2 separate regions of the Homo sapiens genome follow, and region 1 is linked to region 2. The links are chromatin loops, found by intact Hi-C in ENCODE. Cell type or tissue: mammary epithelial cell. All regions are shown on one strand. Links, peaks and the distances in the headings refer to the core of each region. The heading gives the core; the rest is flanking DNA.

Region 1 (3,470 bases), core at 674-3,173, 120 kb after region 2:
TTGAGGCAGGAGAATCACTTGAACCCAGGAGCAGAGGTTGCAGTGAACCGAGATTGTGACACTGCACTCCAGCCTGGGAGACAGAGCAAGACTCCGTCTCACCAAAAAAAAAAAAAAAAAAAAAAGTCTAAATCTCGGTGAAAACTTTCAATGTCCAAATGATAAAGGAAATTTCAGAAGAGTGGACTTCACTCCTTGCTTGCCTGTGTGATGTTGGATAAAGTGCCTGAATAACGTCTTCCCAAGAACTGTTATAATTCTGTGTTTAATGACGCTTGAAAAGTGGACTCTTTGGTTAGATTAGGGAATAATATCAGTGCTGTCAGAAAAGGCATTGCCCATTTGGGTTCCTCCTTTTTTTGATCACATATTGAGAGCCTTAAAAGAAAACTGAAAGTTGATTTGTGTCAGGTAATGCTAATGGATGCAGTGGTTCTATACTTGACACATTGTAGGCACTCCATAAATAGTTTCGAGTCCTAATGAAAAGCTCTTTAAGCTTCTGTAGAGCAAACAAAACTATCATTAGAGCAAATAGATAACCTACAGAATTGAGAGAAAAATTTTGCTATCTATCCATCTAAGGTCTAATATCCAGAATCTACAAGGAACTTAAGCAAATTTACAAGAAAAGAAACAACCCCATTAAAAAGTGGGCAAAGGATATGAACAGATACTTCTCAAAAAATGTCATACATGCAGCCAACAAACATGAAAAAAAGCTCAACATCACTGATCATTAGAGAAATGCAAATGAAAACCACAATGAGATACCGTCTCATGCCAGTCATAATGGTGATTATTAAAAAGTCAAGAAACAACAGATGCTGTTGAGCTTACAGAGAAATAAGAACACTTTTACACTGTTGGTGGGAATGTAAATTAGTTCTCAACCAGTGTGGCAATTTCTCAAAGATTTAGAACCAGAAGTACCATTTGACCCAGCAATCTCATTATTGGGTATATACCCAAAAGAATATAAACCATTCTATTATAAAGGTACATGTACGTGAATATTCATTGCAGCACTATTCACAATAGCAAAGACATGGAATCAACCCAAATGCCCATCAATGATAGACTGGATAAAGAAAATGTGGTATATATACACCATGGAATACTATGCAGCCATAAAAAGGAATGAGATCATGTCCTTTGCAGGGACATGGATGGAGCTGGAAGCCATTATCCTCAGCAAACGAATGCAGGAACAGAAAATCAAACACCACGTGTTTTCACTTATAAGTGGGAGCTGATCAATGAGAACACTTGGACACAGGGAGGGGAACAACACTCACTGGGGCCTGTCAGGGAAGGGCAAGGGAGGAGAACATTAGGGAAAAGAGCTAACGCATACTGGGCTGAACACCTAGGTGATAGGTCGTTAGGTGCAGCAAACCACCATGGCGCACATTTACCTATGTAACAAACATGCACATCCTGCACATGTACCCCGAAACTTAAAGAACAAAAATAGAAATTAAAATTTTTTAAAAAGAGGAAAGTTCTTTAAATTGCTTTGCCAAGGCAATAATAATTAATACTCATAATGCAAACTGAGGAACTGACTCACTCTTCTGAATCATCGAAAAGATTTAATTATATTTTATTATTTGTATGATATTGTATTTTTTGGAAACTAGAAATAATTGTTCAGTAATTTTTCTGTCTATTGCATCTAATATTTGATCCATGAAAGCATGCTTTTCCCCATCCTGTATCATAAAAATCATCATGATTGTAATCATCGTCTTCATCATCATCATCATCATAGCTTTTATGACATAGAATTTCACAATTTCAAAGATCTGTTTTGTATTATCTAATTTGATTTTTCATATTCCCCTTCTGAAGTAAACTGGAGGGATACATTCTCTAAGAGTTCATTTTCTTTCTTGTAAAATGGGCATATTCAAACTTATGTGGATGTTAGAGTAAACTGCATGTGGCCCCTGCCAACCCTTTGATGGTCAGGTCATTTTTTACAATGCCCGTTATATTAGTTTGCTGTGGCTGCTGTAACAATTTACCACAAACCAGGTGGCTTAAAATAACAGGAATTTATTCTCTCACAGTTTGGGAGCCCAGAAGTCTGAAGTTTAGAGTGTTGGCAGGGCTGTGCTCCCTCCAGAGGCTCCAAGGGAGATTGCATTCTTTGTTTCTTCCAGTTTCTGGTGGCTGTCAGCCTTCCTTGGCTTGTGTCTCACTCCAGCCTCCTCCTCCATGGTCACATTGCCTCCTCCTCTTGTCTGCGTGTCTCTCCTTGTGTGTTATAACAACACTTGCTTTTAGATTTATAGCCTACTCAGATAACCTAGAATGATCTCCTCATCTTGAGATCCTTCATTGCATCTGCAAAGACCCTTTTTTCACACAAGGTCACATCCACAGGTTCCAGTGATGAGGATTGTGGGCATATATTCGGGGGTGGGGGGCAGATTTTTCCCTCTGCCACACAGATCTTAGGTGATTTGCATGGGGCTTATGTGCAGTAACAGATCTCTGATGCAGGCGTCTACGTTCACTCCACAACTGTGCCCCTGATTTTTCTGACTTTAACTTTTTTTGTGTGTATATAAGTGATTTTCCAAGGTCACAAGACAGTGAAACCAGACCTTTGGTGTTTTTAATTTTGGGATCCAATGCTCTTTCCAGTAACCACATTGTTAACACGATTTACTCTAAGAACAAAATAGGACATTTGAAAGGTCTGCCTGCGCTGAGAGTAATATTCCTCATTGGAACTGTGATGATCCATGTTTAGCCTCTGGAAATAGTGAACAGCTGAATGGGTGCAGAGTAGTTGACTAAGAGCTTTGGACTGAACTCTATAGCCAGGCTGCTTGGGTTCAAGTTCCACTTCTTCCATTTGTTAGCATGTGACCTTAGACAACATAGTTTACCTCTGCATTCTCATCCATGAAAAGAGCTTGATACCAACAACAGCAACAGACTGCTGATTATTAAGTGACATATGTAAGAATGTCTGGTCTGAGGAAGTGTAAGCACTAGCTTCTGTCATTATTATCATCACTGTCACTATTTGTATTGCTTTTTGTCATATGAGTGTGTAATAGGAAATAGTCTGGTCTTTGAAAGTAAGGTTTTCTGTCACTTAGTGAAGAACATGCAAAGTAGAAGTTCATGAAGGGGCTGATCATTCAGTTAAAGAAAACTCAAGAAACTTAAACAAAGCCAGTGGGTGCCAAAGAAAGGATTCTGGAAATAAAAATGTCACTTACTGTTAAAAAGGCTTAGAAATGGAGCTGCTTTTTCACTACTGAATAATAAACTATCAAATTTTGCTACTGGCTGCCTGCCCTGATCAAAGATTTGGAAAAGTGTGGTAAAGACAGCTGGTTGTTAAATAAAACTATTTACAAATCCTTTAGTTTTCCCTTACATAGACACATATGTGGCTTTTACCTGACAGAACCTCGGAGGTGATTCCCCCCTCCTCACCTTTTTGA
Region 2 (3,470 bases), core at 606-3,105:
GTGGTTGGAGATTTAGAGATTTTGGGTACATGTGAGTAAGTCCATGTCAGAATAATGTCTTACTATACTTGGGAAAATAAAGTGAATGCTTTTGTGGTTTTAAAACCAAACTGGACTCTACAGTTTGAAAGTATGTAAGGCAGGTCAATGACTCTTTCTAAGAATATCTTTTCATTTTCTTGGCATTATGTCCTGATGTTACTGGGTTTTTCAGGTACTTAATTTTCATGTGTAGCTCAGGGATTAAAAGTCTTGTGCAGTATTCAAAGGAACTTTTTCTGTATTTGTAGACACTGCACCATACTGGGAGACTTGGATTCGAATTCTGTCTTTTCCTTATAGCCTCGTGCAGATTACAATGACAATTCCTTAACATCTCTGAGTCTTTTAGTGTGCATAAAAATACCCACATAAGGGTTGTCAAGAGGAGGATCCAGATAATATAATAAATATGAAATGCTCTACCAATTATGAAGCATTAAATAAATGCAAGGTAGTACTTGAATGCTTATGGCATTGGGCTTTCACTTTTATATTTGATCTTTGGAACCCCACTATAGCACCCATTTCCATAAAAATGACTCAGGTTTCACTAGGAGCCTAGTTACTTTTCCTAGTTAGGTATTTTTTTTTTCCCCACCCCAAATAGCGTTGCCTGATAAAATACTGGACAGCCAGGTAAGTTTGATATAAAGTTTGATTTCATGTAAACAATGATTTCTTTTTAATTCTTCAGCTAAGACAGCGGAAGAGATGATTTATTGTATGGTTGTTACACTCGGCCACAAGTAAACACATAAATAGTCCAGAATGTCACAGGTCTAGGGCAAAGGACCAAAATGGGCAGTTTTGGTTATGAGCAACATGGGTCTTAGAGGTGATTGGCGATCAGAGGGCGATGAAGTTCTAGATCATGAGATAAGCTCTGGACAGTAGCATGCAGTCCTACAACTTGTACCAGCATCTCCAGCGTCTAGCATTCCATGTTTCTGCTCCTGTGGCCTCCATGGTACAAGAAGCTAGTGGTTTACTTGGACATCTGACTCATCTTTCTTCTTTTGCGCTTCAACCTGTGCATTCGCTTCTTCCTCCACTTGGCTCTTATGGCACAGAGGTTTTCAAGAAAATGGTGCTAAGGCCGAGATGACAATGAATAATTTTTTAGTATGACTATGTCCCATGTATTGCACAGCAAACTGGAAAATCTAACTCCAAGACCAAATGCTATCTACATTCATGCATCTTCTACTCACCAATCTCATCTAATTGCTTACATCTTCTATTTTGCCTGTATGGAAAAAGTCTGACTCAAAGACAGTAATGTAGATCTAAAAATGGTCTTGAGAGAAATTATTGCTATCTGAAAGCTCACGTCTTCAAAAATTTTTACACTTCCTGTCTAGAAACGGCTCTGGCTTATCTCTAAAGAGTGCTTAGAATAAAATAGAGTCACTTAAGTACTTACTCCTTGGGATTATTTTTGATTTTTTTTTGTGCTGTTATTCTGTTGACTTTTGATTATTCATTAACATCTCTTTCTCTGTCTCACTGTGTGGTTGTGGGAGTAGAAGGAGGGAAGAGGTGACTCTCCAAAATGAAATAATTCGAAAGCCACTTACATGTTGCTATTATGAACAATTCTGAGGCATTTCTGGTACAGCTTTCTCTTTCCAATTATATTTGGTATAGCAAATAATGCTATTAAAATATATAGACTTTATATAAAGAAAGACCACATCCTGATACTGAAGGAGAGGAAGAAGAAGGAAAGGTGGGAGTTCGCTGTGTGCTCAGCAGAAAGCAGGGTCGTCCTGGGGAACACTTTGCAGTTTCAAAGTACTTGAGGAGGGTAGGCCACAAAATGGGAGTTTAACTGTACTAAAGTAAATTCTTAATGACACTTTCACGTGGATGCCCTGAAGCAGAGGGAGGAATCACACCAGGAAACCTGATGCGGGAGAGAGCCATGTCCCACAGTTTGACCGAAAAAAATGTTGCCTTTGGGCTCACCTAACTCTGGACACTAGGTGTCAGTATACAGCAATGTAACGATTTTAGGATGCGGGGTTGATGTGCTGAATTAGTGGGGGAAGAGTTGTGAGATGATGTTTCGTTTCCTGCTGTTAACACAGGTCCTCGATTTATGGTAGAGGTTCTTTCAGCTGTGATCTTATGAATCATCAATAGAGACAGGAACTGTGTCAGAGTCACCTCTAGGGGTTTCCTTCATATTTTCTTTTTCTTTTCTCACTGGCTAGGACTGATTACTTCTTCACATCTCTGCAAAGTACTTAATTAGTCTCATCAGGCAGCCAAACTTGATACCTTCGTCCAATTTTAGATACAGAGATGATGAAGGTGTTTCATTGGCAGTTGGGGCCATTAGAGGGACCCCGCAGGGCAGAGCGACGTTGCACTGAGGCGATCTGAGCTGAGCACAGGGGTAAGGATATATTCCTGGACTGTGTGCTGCTGTCACCGAGAACATTTGCAAATCTGCTGACACATTACAGTGGGAATATCCCCTGGACGCATGGAAGGCCCAGTGCCCTGTCATTTGAGCAGTGCAGGCACGTCACCAGCCCATGGGGATGTCAGTATTCATGCTGCTCTTTGATATAAAGTTCGCATTTTCTATATGGTTTGATGATGTTTAGTGGGATCAGTGATGCCTGTTTGTTAATTGCTTACAGAAGATTTGGGCTTAAAAATAAAATCTTGGATCAGGTAACATTCTCTGTTTTAAATTTTATTGATATTTCTGAATTCCAAGGAAATTACTTACATATCAGATGGTCTTTGAAACCTTATTTTTTTCTATTATTTTTAGTATTCTCTGCACTCTGTCTTATATTTCTGCCCTTTCTCCTGCATAAGTAAAACAGAAAGATTTAGTTAGCGTTTGAGGATGAAAATTATCAAGCCTATATTCTCAACAACAATCTGGGATTTGAGTTAATTTTAATGTCCAATTTGTGTCCCTCTTGCCCCCTTTACATGTGTGACTTTATTTTCAGCTATCTTTTAATATTATTCACTCTTAGTCACACCAACTATGCTTATCCCTACCTAAGTCCTTCTCATCTTGTTATCACCAGCTGGTAAATTCTTCCTGCTTCCTTTACTTATATAAATGTGGCTGCTTTTTCAATATCAGCTCCAAGCCATCTCCTCCATGAAGCTATCTGGGTAATTCACAGAAATCTGCTTTCCTGAATCATAGAGCATTGCTCAGTGTAGCTCATGATTATAACCTAGTCTTAGTTGCTTTTTAATTAGTTTGCACACGTGTACATATACACACACATGCACACACACACACACATGACCAACTAGATTACAAGCTTTTCAAAAGTGGGGGCTGTACCCCAGTGACATCTAGTAATATGCTGAGTATCATATATACATTTTCAATAGATAGCCATTTTTTGTTTATCTCTTTGATTGCGGAGGCTAAAACATAATAGGTA

The links. A loop is a pair of places that touch in the nucleus more often than their neighbours do. Peaks named below come from ENCODE experiments on the same cell type or tissue, not always from the same donor. Only the 100,000 strongest peaks of a DNase experiment are listed, where the experiment ranks them.
Region 1: a loop joins it to region 2, with 13 times the contacts of the local background. A loop is called at or near these places in 19 of 110 quality-filtered maps.

The regions. Positions count from the first base shown.
Region 1 is chr2:149,713,265-149,716,734 of GRCh38, forward strand. The region is part of intron 1 of MMADHC-DT (MMADHC divergent transcript); the gene reads left to right. Among named protein-coding and RNA genes, the nearest start is that of MMADHC, 130 kb to the left of the region's middle. In mammary epithelial cell, for the core only: a CTCF peak has its summit at 2,128; no DNase peak of the experiment used is centred there.
Region 2 is chr2:149,595,706-149,599,175 of GRCh38, forward strand. All of the region lies in intron 1 of MMADHC-DT (MMADHC divergent transcript), which reads left to right. Among named protein-coding and RNA genes, the nearest start is that of MMADHC, 9.7 kb to the left of the region's middle. In mammary epithelial cell, for the core only: a CTCF peak has its summit at 2,017 (motif pointing right); a DNase peak (open chromatin) is centred at 2,096; H3K27ac peaks cover 550 bases.